Regions from separate parts of the Homo sapiens genome. Here all the other regions are linked to region 3. The links are chromatin contacts, found by Hi-C or POLR2A ChIA-PET in ENCODE. All regions are on one chromosome and are shown on one strand. The core of a region is the stretch at or near the end of the contact, and the rest is flanking DNA. Distances in the headings are between cores, read along the strand shown. Region 1 overlaps PPP1R12B (protein phosphatase 1 regulatory subunit 12B). Region 2 overlaps PPP1R12B (protein phosphatase 1 regulatory subunit 12B). Region 3 overlaps SYT2 (synaptotagmin 2).

Region 1 (4,124 bases), core at 1,601-4,100, 58 kb after region 3:
AATAAATCTAATTGAATTTTCCCAATCCAAGAATGTAAAATCCCAGAATAATATTCTGAGTACAGTTGGGAGGAGATCAGCAATTGAACCAGAAATCCTCCCCTCAGTCAAAATAAGTGAAAGACTGTGTTGGCTCATGTTTCAAGTCGTAAGACCTAAATGGCAGAGGGTCCCACTGAAAGCTTCCTTTCTGTTCAAGGTTATGAAAACGGTAAAGAGACCTTGGATGTGTGTGTGTGTGTGTGTGTGTGTGTGTATGCAATGATTTACAGTAAACCAAAATGTTATGGGTTGTGTGTGTATGCAGTTCTGCCCACAGTCAGAACAATGTACGAGATGACCTTCCAAGGACCCTTCCCACCCTAAGACTAAATATGTGGAAAGTACTGACCATCTGAGGAAATCAAAAGGACTAGCAATCAAATTACTGCCTAGAGTCAGACAAAAAGAATTTATCATCAAGCTGGGAATGGAATGTGGCAGAACTCCCTCCTTCTTAAGATGGACTTTTTCCATTGGCATGAATAACAAAGTGGGAGAGAGTCAGAAAGAAGAGATGAAATGGGGTGGAGGGGGAAACAGACATGCGCATACCCGTTTCTCCATCTCCAGCACTGATGATCGGTCAGAGGTCTTTTCTTGTTTCTGCTGGTGCAAATGGAAGGAAAACAGTTGTTATTTAAGTTGTCTAAGGGCCAGTAGAACGCCCAGTCTAGTTCAGCTTCACTACTAGACATCTAGAAATAAACAGTAAAACTTTGGACTTCCCCTATAGCAGGGATCCCCAGCAAACAGGTTCTGATAGATCTCTAAGCCTAACATTATCACCTCTCTGAAGTTTGCAGGATTCCCTCTGGGGAGGGGAAGGCAGTAGTAGTATTCCCTGAAATTACAAAGAAATTACTTACAACACACAATCTCTCTCTCTCTCTCTCTCTCCACAGGTCTTCAATGCTAATTACAATTTTACATCTCACCATTCTTCTCCTCTCTTCATTCTATGAGTAATATCACAACCCAGAGGAAATAACAAAAAAAAAAAAAAGGCTTTTCTTTAAAAGGCTGGCAACTCCTGAGCGAGAATGTCTAAGGCCAATGGCACTTGTCTAAATAATCCCCTTTCCCCTATTCTTTCTGTTTTGGGAATTGATACCATTTTTCTTTTAGAGCAGCAGTTTTCATATGTGGGTGGGCTTTAAGGGGTTCTTAGGAGTCCATTCATGGCATCTGCCCTGCTTTGAACAGAGGTAGTCCACTTTCATCTGTCTTATATATTGGGCTTCCAGATAAGGTAATTTTATTTGAATAAAAGATTTAGAATGTTTATTTTAGATCATCTTTGACTTAAATTTTGCAGAGGGGCTGAAAAGACTTAGCCTCACGGCAAAAAAAACAGAATAACCTCAGATAATGGCCCTTCCTTAAAAGGGGAATAAAAAACCCTTAAGTCCCTTTTGGCCTTAGGGTCATAGAACTCAGCAGAATTTCTTACATTCAGTAGACATTTAATAACTGCTGGGTGATTATTTTTATTTTGCTTAGTGTCATGCAGAGACAACATTTAAATAAATATAGAAATTATGCTGGTCTTCTTGCAGCAGTTTCTTTTTTTAAAAAAAAAATTAAGGAATGGCCAGAACTAACAATAAAACTCAGAATTCTGGCTCCTGTCCTGGGCTTTCACCTTCTGTTTGGAAGGGCATGGCTGTCTGCCTTTATGCTGCATCTACTATGAAGCAGAAGGAAGAGAAAAAAACGCAAAAATAGATCCTACAGCTTGTTAATATCCTCGTAAGTCTTTCTTTCCTAAGCCTGAGGAGCTGTAGAAGTTGTGATGATTTCATGATTTTCAAGGTTTATATACACAAAGAACTAGTTTTTTGTTTGTTCTGTTTTTAATGTTGACTCCCTTAGAGTTGGGGTGGATCTTTTATGTAAAAATATTGTGTATGTTCATGTGGTAACTGTCTCCATACAAATGTGTGAGGCTGAGAAGCCCTCCCTCCACTGTCCTGCCAAACAACTCCATTTTTGGTAAATGGCAGAGACTTGGTTTGTAGCAGCACCATTTCTTATGAATTTCAATAACTTGTATTTGGCAAAACTAAGTATATTTTGACACACCCAGCAAAGCAGTGGGCCAGAGAGTAAATGCTTTTCCCCAGCAACTGGAAAGGCTGATTTTATTTTCAGTGCCCTCTGTGCAAGTCAATGTCAGCAGCTTGTTAGACTGCTCACTGTTCTAAGGCATGGGCTGGTGGAAATGCTGAGAACCCCTAAAGGTCAAGACATATGCTGTCAGAAGCTTCCGCTGAGAAGAGTGGGGAGCAGGTGAAACTGCTCTTCCTGTGGTTCCTCACATGACTGCTCTTTAATTTTCTGTAAAACAATCCTAGTAATAACTGACAAGAACCAGCATAAGATCTGTATTTATAAACCACTGCCAATATGTGGCGCCATTCAGAATAAAAATTAGCCCCAGATTTCTTTTGAGGGTCTACTGTGAATGAGACTTTTTTTTTTTTTTGCCTGGCTCAATAATGTTGGAGTGAGATTTATTCAGTCCACCCCGCTGCCTTATGGCAGGGCTATAGCTATGTGTGTATTTTTCTCTTTTAGATTTAGAAACCTACTTTTCTTATTCCACAAAATCACTTTAAGCCTAGTTATTATCTATTTGTGTTGCAGTAAGTCTCAGAAATTTCCAGTAGAGCCATGTTGGGCTACTATAATCAGGAAAAAGGGGGTGGCTCTTCTAAACTGACAGGCAGTTCACATTTTACACCTGGGTAAGCCCTTCTCCAGAAAGTGAGTGTCCTGGCTGTCTTGCTGGAGTCCTACGCAGCTCTGTGGGGCTGTCTTCCAAGTGTTGGCACCCTCCTGCTCATGCAATTCCAGAGGGGTTAGAATAGGATGTTTAGAGGGTAATCAACACCCCTGCCCTCCAAACTCCATGTATTTGGTACTGTACAACCCTAGCATTTTAGTCTTTGCTTTTGGATAGCCAGTCATATTGCCAGAATGACTAGCCACCTCTGGTTTTCATTTCAAGCCTTCCTGCTAAAGAATCATTTTTACTTCAGTTCAGCTTTCGAAATTCTAAGTCCCCAGGCATTCTAGGAGGGAAATAACTCAATAGGTTTCCTGATAACTCAGCAATAACCAAAAGCAGTGCTTGCTTTAGCTTTCAGCTGCGGAGTTTGTTTCACTGGTGACAAGGTTATTACCTCCAGCATCCTCTAAAGCATCATCTAATTAAATCAAACCTGGCAGTGAGAGGAAATAGTTTATCAGTCTTTCTGCCACTAATATTCCTTATTTGTAGGCTGAAAAAGAGTGGTGGCTTGGGGAGATAACATATGCTACAGAATCTTTGCTTTGGGACTTAACCCTATGTTGTGGCACCACCTTTGCCCTTGATTTGTTATATGGCCTAAGCAAACCACTTACTTCTCTAGGCTTAATTTGTTATCTCTCTGCCCTAGGTTTAATAGGGTCTTGCTTATCTCTCTCCAAGAGGTGAAGTGTAGATAAACTGAACTGAAACATAATGAACAGGACAAGAGGAACTGTCTAGGACTAGCTTTGTAGTGCTGGTTTATGCTTTTCTACTAATAAATAAGTAGATGATGAGCCATAGTATTAATTATTAGCATTCAGACCATCAGGAATTGTTCACTGAATTATCAGTTTTCCTTTTTAAGTTAAACACTGATTGAAACCTAAAATAAATTAGAATCTAAGAAGCTTCTATCTCATTGCCCCGAGAAGGCCTGATCTTGACTCTATCTTACTTCCTGTCCCTTAGATCCCTAGTCTAGTTTGCTTCCTTACATCAACCCTTGGTTCTCATCTTTTTTCTTCTTCTTCCGTCTTACCTGGGCCACCTTCTCAAGCTTGGACTTTATATCTGCTAGCTCTAGCTGGGCTTCCTGAAGTTTTGTTTTCAGTTTTTGGTTTTCAGTCAGAGCACTCTCATAGAGCTAGAGGAGAGGGAAAAAAGAGGATCAGCGTTCGCGTTAGAACTCACACCATTTCATCACATGAGAATGCCCAGGGCTCTGTGCCCCAAGCCACCACTATATGGTAGAGAGAGAAAATGAAGGAAGGGTAGGGAGCAGAGT
Region 2 (4,209 bases), core at 1,395-3,894, 37 kb after region 3:
TGGATGGAGAAACCAGACCCAGATCCTGGCTGCCTGGGGTCAGACCTGGCCACCCACGTACAAACCCTGCCAGCGGGCCTGAACAGCTCTTCTCTGGGCATGGCTCCTTCATTTTGAGTTTAGATTTAACCTTCAATAGCCCCCAAGTTAACTACATTTGTAGTTTGGAACTACAGGATAGTTTTGGATCTCCTGAATTAAACAATGACCTCATGAAGACTTATGGATATAGCAGATGACTAAGGGTGATGGCAGGAGACTTCCATGAGCCCAAGGAAATCACCACCTCCCTAGACCTCAACTTTCCCATGTACTAGAGTGTGCTAGTGTTCACCTGGATGGCCTCAACACCTTTGTCACTTAAACCTGGTGTCTTCCAAGAAATAACCGTATATACTCTTGGTTACTTGAAGCTTGGAACCTTGATATCTATCTATCTATCTATCTATCTATCTATCTATCTATCTATCTATCTTACGGTTCTTTTGAACGCCAATCTAGGCTTCTCCTTGGCCTGACTCCATTTAGGAAATTCCTTGATACTACCAGAGACCCTTCTCAGTGGCCATGACTCACTGTGGCTGTCCCTGGGGAAGGGGCCTCTATGTGGACAGGAGTTGTAGGAGGCTGGTGGGCGAGGCCCCCACCAATGATAAGATGTAAAATCAGAAGAGGCTGCCCCAGATGTGAGATTCTAGAAATCCCATGCTCTGAACTGTGGAGACAGTCACAAAGTTAAAACACAGTTTTATTTACTCATTTATAAATACTGTTGTGTTTACAGGCATCATATAGAAGTGAATATTATTATTCCCAAACTTTCAAACACAGAATACTCAAAACTATATAACAACAACCAGTAAAACAAAACCATTCATCTTAGGGTTGAAAGGCCACTCAAAATTGCATAAAAATACATTCAGTTCACAAAGCAAGTCTGGCTGCTTCTCCCTAAACAACCCCAACCCCACCCCATCCCAGGTGTATTTACAGTGGACTGAAGTTAATCCATACAACTCAGCTGAAAAACAGTTACATCTGGTGTGTGAACCTTGGTGGAACTAGGGTGAAGGGTGGAGTAAAGACACAAAATGCTACCACTAAAATGGGAGAGGCATGGAAACCTCAGGGTGGTTCTTTTCACCCCTGTTGATCAAGGTCAGGGCAAAGACAAGGAGGAAGGAAAACCATAAAGCCAAAGTCTGAGTGTGAACCACTCAACTGAGCACAGGCTGTAGCTTCTCCAAGAAGGATGCAAGGGTGAAACATTCTTTCCTTCCTTCTGCAGGGAAATCATTGCCCTGGTGTGCCAGCCAGTGGTAGGCACAACCTTTCAAAAGTTCAAGGGATGCTGGCTAGAAAAGGAGGTATTCTGGATTGCTGCCTCCTCTCAGAACCCTCTCCTACCCCGCAGCCTGCCTCCTGGTGTCTTTTTTCCTCCAAACTCTCTTTACCTAACCTCTCTTCATCAGAAGGCAAGCGGGAATCTGTTCCGGGTTTCAGTAGAGTGGGAGAAAGGACAGGCAAAGGCACAGATATTTAGGCGAGAGTCAAGCTACTTCTGGCCCTTGCATGTCCCTTATTCAGGAATAGTGGGCCCCGACGACTGGCACTCCGACTCTCAACTCTGGTTTTGGGAGAACATTAGAGGCTCTTAAGAGGCTCCCCACCATCAGTGTGCCTTTCCTGAATCCTTGCTCTTTGAATGGGCTGAGCTGTTGCCACCAGATGCACTGATACACTGATTGATTAGGTTTGTGCTGGGAAGACACACTTCTGTTTTAAGCTATAAACAGTCTCAGGATAAAGAGTAAACCAGACATGGCTACTCATGGTCTCCTTGGCCAGGCTATGGAGGAGTCATACGGGCCTAAAAGTCAAACCTCATCTCTGAGGGGACATTAGCATAGCCGAGGAGCTTTGAAACTGGAATAGGGGGCGGTGGTGGTGGTGGTTGGTATACCCAACTTCTACAGGAATCTTGGCTGATTCATGGAAAACCACCTCTCTAAAGCACCCTCGGCTCCAAGTGAGAAAAGCAAGGAATTAAGAATGCAGAGGGAGATGAAAGGGAGAGGAGTGAAGTGTATGCTTATTCTGGAAGGACATAAGAGCATCCTGATGTCACCTTAAGGGGCCACCCAAGTAAATCTTTATTGGAAACATCAGGGAAAAATTTGGAGGAGAAATAACAGAAAATATCACTCTGGCAGATTCATGGTCCAAAATAAGCAGATGAATTGGGGAACAGCTCAAATAGGTCCTTTGGGGGATTAGAAGGGAGGGGGAAAAACAAAAGATATGATTTAATAAATAAAATTGGTTTCTGAGTTTTCATTTGTAATCAAGTATATGCCAGACCTCATTTTAAAAGCTCTGGGCTAGCAAATGTGCATGTGAACGCACATAAGCTAGATCCAAGAGTTATCCCCAAATTGCTAAACCTTTTTAGGTAAGGCCAGAACATTCATTAATGGTATTGTCTTTAGACACACCCACCTCTTACTTACAGTTCTCCCGAAGGAGGGCTTCCGGGACACTGGGTTGTAAGCCAAACCTGGGTTCTATGTTTGCCCTCAACCCCAACTCTCAAAGGAGAAGTGAATGCATCTTTCACCATGCAGCTGCTGGCTGCTGGCCAAGATTCTGTGTTTTTTCTCAGCCCTCAGAAATCACCTCATTCCTAGTAGCTGTGACCAACAGTTCCTGGACTACAATGAAGTTGATCTATTTTCCAATCTAATCAGAACACAAAAGATCAATAGCTGTCCCTGACAGGGTCTACTGCTTCCTGAGCAGTGTCAATACCCATTAAGGAAGCTGATTAAAATCTCTGCTCAGCTGGAGCCTGAGGGATGAAGTCACCAGTGAGACAGAACTCATTTCTGTGTGACAAAGCTTTGTTTCTGTGAAACTCTCTTCCTTCCCAGTACTTGCAGCTTCCACCCTGCTCTATGTCCAAAGCCCCTGGGCCTTCTGCCTTCTTCCCATCGCAGCACACAGCCACCTCCACTTCCAGGGTCTCTGCCCTTTCACTCCAATTACACCAGGTCCTGTAGGAGGCTTGTGAAAGCCAAGTGCTGTTCTATGCAATATGGTTGTGTGGACTCTGGGTTTGTAAACACTGCTTTGGTAGTCTCCTCTTCAGACCTGCTTTGAAGGAAAGACCATCTTGAATGGTATCAGAACCTCCTACTTCTGGTAAGTCCAAAATCCAGAGGGGGAGCTCAATGGAACTAAAGATTGAGGTTCTTGTCGAGGAAAATTTTCTTGCTGCTGTAAGGCAGAGTTCAAGACAATGAACCAGACGGTGCTAAGCAGAAAAACGATTAGTCTGCTATTTGGGTGTGAAGAGCCAATGTAGATCCCATTTTAAGAAAGCTGAGGAAAGGTGGTTGAGGAAACCTATGAAGCAGCAGGTCTATTTCCTATTAAAACAACTTGTCCAAAGGCTGCCTGCAACAAATTGCTTTCTATCCATTTCTCCATGAGCTCCAATTTCCACCTCTGCAGGCTTTAATATTCTTACCAAGCCAGCAGGAGGGAAAGCCATTGCAACATCATTCAATTACCCTCAATATTAAATTCACTTCCCAAAAAGGATGAGAAGTCAACCTTGATGTGCTCATATTAAACAGTTTAAATCCAGAAGAAAACAAAAAATTCTGGACTTGGATTTTTGAGGTTAGAAAGAATTTTTGAAGCAGAAATCCCAATAAATATGCTGATCTTCCTAAGAATGAATAAATCACAGAATTTTAAGCCAAAAGGAAAGGGCACATAAAGATTATCCAGTCCAACCTCATTTTACAGACAGGGAGGGTGACCTGCCCAAAGTCACATGACTAAAAGGAGAAGGGGTGGCCTTGGAATACAGATGTTCTGACTTCTAGGGTCTTATCTTTTAATGTTGCCTTTTTGTCCTCAAAGCTGCCTGCTTATTGGGTTGGAAGAACTCACATCTTATGAAGGGTTAGACCCTGCCTTGAAAATCAGTATGGTAGGCTGGGCGTGGGCCCTTACGCCTGTAATCCTATCGCTTTGGGAGGCCCAGCCAGGTGGATTGCTTGAGCCCAGCAGCTTCAGACCAGCCTGGGCAACATGGCAAAACCCCATCTCTACAAAAAAATTCAAAAATTAGCTGGGCATGGTGGTGCACACCTGCAGTCCTAGCTGCTCGGGAGCTGAGGTGAGAGGATCCCTTGAGCC
Region 3 (4,413 bases), core at 1,605-4,104:
GCACCTGCACACAATGTTTGCATATGTGTTCACAGTGCTGGTTCATGCATGTTTATACATTCATACATGGTGTTCATACACATGGCGTTCACGTGCACACACATACACATACACAGCCTTTCTGGCATTCTCTGCTATGTTCTTGCACTGGCTGCTGTCACCCATTTCAGCTGGGCCTGAGAGATGGAGACAGGACCCCCTCCCCGGTGCTGCCGGCTAGCAGATGCCACAGTGCTGATGTTCTGCTCCATTACTGAGTTAATGGAGCCTCCTTCTGCCTCCGGCCTCCCACCGGTTGCCCACCTCCTCCTTTCCAGGGTGTGAGCGTTGACTGGGGGCCTGGGAGGGAGCCTGGCGGGGGTGCGGCTGTGTGCGGAGGGCGTGGGCCTGGCTTGGGTGGAGATGGGGCTGGAGGCAGGCGGCAGCCTCCTGGACGGACAGCAGGGGGCACCGCTAGGTCTCCTCAACGGGCCGCAGGGAAGAAGTGGGCTGGGGAGGAGGCCGCGGTCTCTCCAGCTACTCTCCTGCAGCTTGAACGGGGGCACCTGCCACCCAGCCCGGGCTCCTGCCCCTGCCCCCTTCCCCCTCCCCGCACACTGGCAACACCCCCTCCCCTTACACTCCCAGTCCACGCCACACACACACCCTACTACACACCACACACACTACACACACACACCACACACCACAAACATCACACACACACCCTACTACATGCCACACACACCACACACACACCACACAGACACAGCACACACCACAAACATCACACACACACCCTACTACATGCCACACACACCACACACACACCACACAGACACAGCACACACCACAAACATCACACACACACCCTACTACATGCCACACACACGACACACACACCACACAGACACACCACACACCCTATTACACGCCACACACACGACACACATACCACACACACCACACACATACCACACACAAACCACACACACACCCTACTACACACCACACACCCTACTAGACACCACACACACCACACACACAACCTACTACATGCCACACCACAAAGACACACACCACACTACACACACCACACATGCCACACACAGACACCACACACACTACACAAACACACCACACAGACACACACCACACACCCTACTACACGCCACATACCACACAGGCACACATCACACACACACCACACACCCTACTACACACCACACACACCCTACTACAGACCAGACACCACACACACACACCATGCTACATGCCATACACACCACACACACACCACACACCACACACACACCACACACCCTACTACATGCCACACACACCCTACTACATACCACACACACACCCTACTACACGCAACACACACTACTAAACACCACACACACACTACTACACACCAGACACTGTGCTACATGCCATACACACACTCTATGACACCACACACACCACACAGATACCACACACATCACACACCACACACACTACTAAACACCACACACACCACACACATCCACACTCTACTACACACCACACAGACACACACCATACACACCTTACTATACACCACACACACCTCACTACACACAACAGACCACAACACATACACGTATTACACACACATCCCACACAAACTCACTATACCCCCATACCACACATACGTACACACCACACATATGCCACTACCCACTACCCACATACCCCCTGACACCCCACTAGAGCCTCCACCCCTAACCCACACCACCCCCTACATCACACACACACCATATATACACACCCCACTGTCCCCCACACCCTAGCGCCCACATCACACACACTACACATACAGCACACACATCCTACACATACATACCACCACATATACCCCTACCCACCACATACATGCACACGCCACATATGCACACTCACATCACACACACACCACCACACTCACGCACTCCTATTAAAAGGCTTTTGCTTTCGTGCCAAACCTCTAAACCCATCCCTTAGAGGGGCGGTGATCGGCAGAGCTAGTGTGTTCAAACCTTGTAACATTTAGTCAGAAAGAAAATGCATCAATTTGTAACAGTTTGTAGCTGAAATTGAAGATGTGCATCTGGCATGAAAGATATCGGGACTGTGCTGGAAGGTGCTGTGTGCCTCACATGAGGCAGAGCTGCTCACACTGTGGCTGGAGGATCCATTGATTGTGTGGGTTAATCACTGCTAAGCCACAGAGAGCTCCCCTTTCCCCTGGTGAGCGCTCCCCCAGCTGGCAGTTGCCCACGCACTCTGCAGAAAGCAGTGCCTCTCTTGGGAGCACGACCAGGGCAGACCCCCACAGTCCTACCCGTCCTCCCTCACACTCAGAGCATGCGCACAACAGACCTCCTGGGGCCCACGGGTGCACCCCCCCTACACACTTTCCGTATCCTACACCAGGCAGCCCAGGGCCCGCTGGTCCCCAAGCCTCCATCTGTCCCCACTCAATCACTCATTCCGGGTCGCCCACCCTTCCCGGCCTGCTCCCAAGCATCTTGACACCCAACCAATGGAAGACCCTCTCCTCCGCCCCAGGACAGCTGCCTGTGGGTTTGGGAGATGTTGTGGGGTGCTGGGGAGTGGGGAACCCTGGAGGCCCAAGATTCTGAGTCTCTGGAGAAGGAGGTGGGAAGGCAGCCTGTCTGGGGGCCAGAGGCAGCCCCCTGGGCTGGGAGCAGCTGGGGGCCCCAGCAGGCAGCTCAGGGCTGGCCAGGCGGCTGGACTGTGACTCAGCAGCTTCTCCGTCTTGGCTAGAGTGCGCCGTGCTGCAGTATTAACTCCCTCTCCAGGGAGCCTGGACTCCAGCTCCTCTCCCATGGGGATGGCGGGCTTCTCTGTCCTGTTTCAAGTTGTGATCCTGGCTGGGGTGGCAGAGCGGAGGGTGTGCTGAGGGGCTTGCCTGGCGGGGGCATCCCTCTGCCCCCTCACCACTGCTACTATCCCTGCACCCTACAAGAGTTAGCCAAGGATCAAATGGAGCCAGGGCTTGGTGGGGTGGCCTGAGGGGCGACAAAGGCCTGGAATCCAGGAGTTGACAACTCAGGCAGGGCTGCCACCATTTAGCGGTGTTGTTTGTGTGATGGAGGTAAGCCACCTCCCTTTGGGGCCTCAGTTTCTTTGTTTTCGAAAAGAGGCTGTGGACTGCGTTGTCTGTAAGAGTCCCTCAGCCCTCACAGGCTGGGTTTTATTAATATTTGCCTGTGATTTAAGGGTATCCATGCCTGGGGTCTAGGTTCAGAGAGAAATAAATAATCCGAGGCAGGTGTGAGGTGCTGCAGGTTTACAGAGCCTCACTCAGGAAACTTCACCTTTGATCATGGAAGCTGTCCTTAAGGCAGGCAGGGCAGGGATGCTTAACCCCCACACACAGCTGCACAAGCGCAGGGAGGCTAACAGGCCAGCCCAAGATTGGTGCAGGAAGGGCTCAATCCTCAGCCATTGGATTCTGAGGCGCCCATCAGGTGGCCTGGAATTGCTGATCTCAGCGAGATCAAGAGAAGGAAAATGAGTGTTGCTGCAGCAGGAGAGATTGAAGTTAGACACTAGAAGGACGTTCCAACTCTCAGGAACCTGGGAGTTGTTAGCTTCCCCAGGGCCAGTCAAGAACAGACTCTGCTTCTACGTGTGCGGAATGACAACCTCGCTCCAAAGTGGAGGTGTGCATGCACTGACCAAGAAGGCTCATCAGGCCTCGGTACACAAGGAACTCAAAGAAATGGGTAACTTATTTTCAGAATGAGCTAGAAAATTAATTCATTAAAACTTTATCCTCAGCCTCCTAGGACCAAATGTTGGACTGAAGCATTGGTGCAAAACATAAAGACATATATTTCTCCTTAAGTATTGATCTTTCTAGCCTGTGAGCTTCGGTGACAGGTGTCTTGCTGGTTAACCTATTTCCATCTCATTACTTTGGCTTCTGCAAATACAATGCCGGGAAAGATTAAATACTGTAAGCTGTATCCAGTCAGCTCTCCATTATCTGCATTAATCAAGGCTAGTACTGAGTGGGATAATCCACAGAAGTGCCTAGTCCCCAGATCATATTTAATTGGTTTGGGGTGGCAGTTGATGGTGAGTGTATGTACATGTGTGCACACACACACATATATGCTTTTGGTGAGGGTGAGGATTGAACTTACTCATCTTTGATGTGGCATCAGGATCCCATTTTGGAGGCAGTCTCATTTGGGGGCACACCAAGGGAATCCCAGAAGCCTGCTAGAGGAGACAGCAGGGCTTCCAGTCTCCTGACTTTTTGTAGGGAAGAAGAGAGGCAAGGTGAGAGCCTAGGGGTCCTCTGAGGGTGAGGGGGGCAGGTCCTGGTGGCATTCTTCCTGCAGCATGCCTCCCACCTGGAGCAGGTCAGGCGATTTCTGGGTGAGCTACACAAAC

Evidence for each region. Hi-C counts contacts between places; a loop is a spot of excess contacts on that map. ChIA-PET counts read pairs that join two places held with the same protein, here RNA polymerase II (POLR2A). Pooled maps may share reads with other maps.
Region 1: a loop to region 3 is called in a map of B cell, with 4 times the contacts of the local background. The contact joins two enhancer-like sites. A Hi-C loop is called at or near these places in 7 of 168 maps with a recorded cell type or tissue (B cell, aorta, cardiac septum and 3 more), 25 of 37 single-sample maps with no recorded cell type and 11 of 50 pooled maps. POLR2A ChIA-PET finds 5 or more read pairs at or near these places in 3 of 52 experiments (A673, activated T-cell and activated naive CD8-positive, alpha-beta T cell).
Region 2: a loop to region 3 is called in a map of heart right ventricle, with 2.2 times the contacts of the local background. The contact joins two enhancer-like sites. A Hi-C loop is called at or near these places in 9 of 168 maps with a recorded cell type or tissue (aorta, cardiac septum, endothelial cell of umbilical vein and 5 more), 15 of 37 single-sample maps with no recorded cell type and 11 of 50 pooled maps. POLR2A ChIA-PET finds 5 or more read pairs at or near these places in 4 of 52 experiments (A549, A673, activated T-cell and 1 more).

The regions. Positions count from the first base shown.
Region 1 is chr1:202,564,302-202,568,425 of GRCh38, reverse strand. PPP1R12B (protein phosphatase 1 regulatory subunit 12B) reads right to left here. Exons shown (of 24, transcript NM_002481.4): 21 at 3,879-3,983; 22 at 595-648. Among named protein-coding and RNA genes, the nearest start is that of SYT2, 140 kb to the left of the region's middle. RefSeq lists an enhancer at 82-754. Within about 2 kb of position 2,850, at least 3 of the 41 ENCODE cell types and tissues checked have a DNase peak (open chromatin) inside an H3K27ac peak, as active enhancers do.
Region 2 is chr1:202,585,091-202,589,299 of GRCh38, reverse strand. It overlaps PPP1R12B (protein phosphatase 1 regulatory subunit 12B), which reads right to left. Exons shown (of 24, transcript NM_002481.4): 24 at 1-4,209. Among named protein-coding and RNA genes, the nearest start is that of SYT2, 120 kb to the left of the region's middle. RefSeq lists an enhancer at 1-511. Within about 2 kb of position 2,644, at least 16 of the 41 ENCODE cell types and tissues checked have a DNase peak (open chromatin) inside an H3K27ac peak, as active enhancers do.
Region 3 is chr1:202,621,637-202,626,049 of GRCh38, reverse strand. All of the region lies in intron 1 of SYT2 (synaptotagmin 2), which reads left to right. Among named protein-coding and RNA genes, the nearest start is that of SYT2, 87 kb to the left of the region's middle. RefSeq lists a silencer at 522-601 and an enhancer at 2,712-3,336. Within about 2 kb of position 2,854, at least 6 of the 41 ENCODE cell types and tissues checked have a DNase peak (open chromatin) inside an H3K27ac peak, as active enhancers do.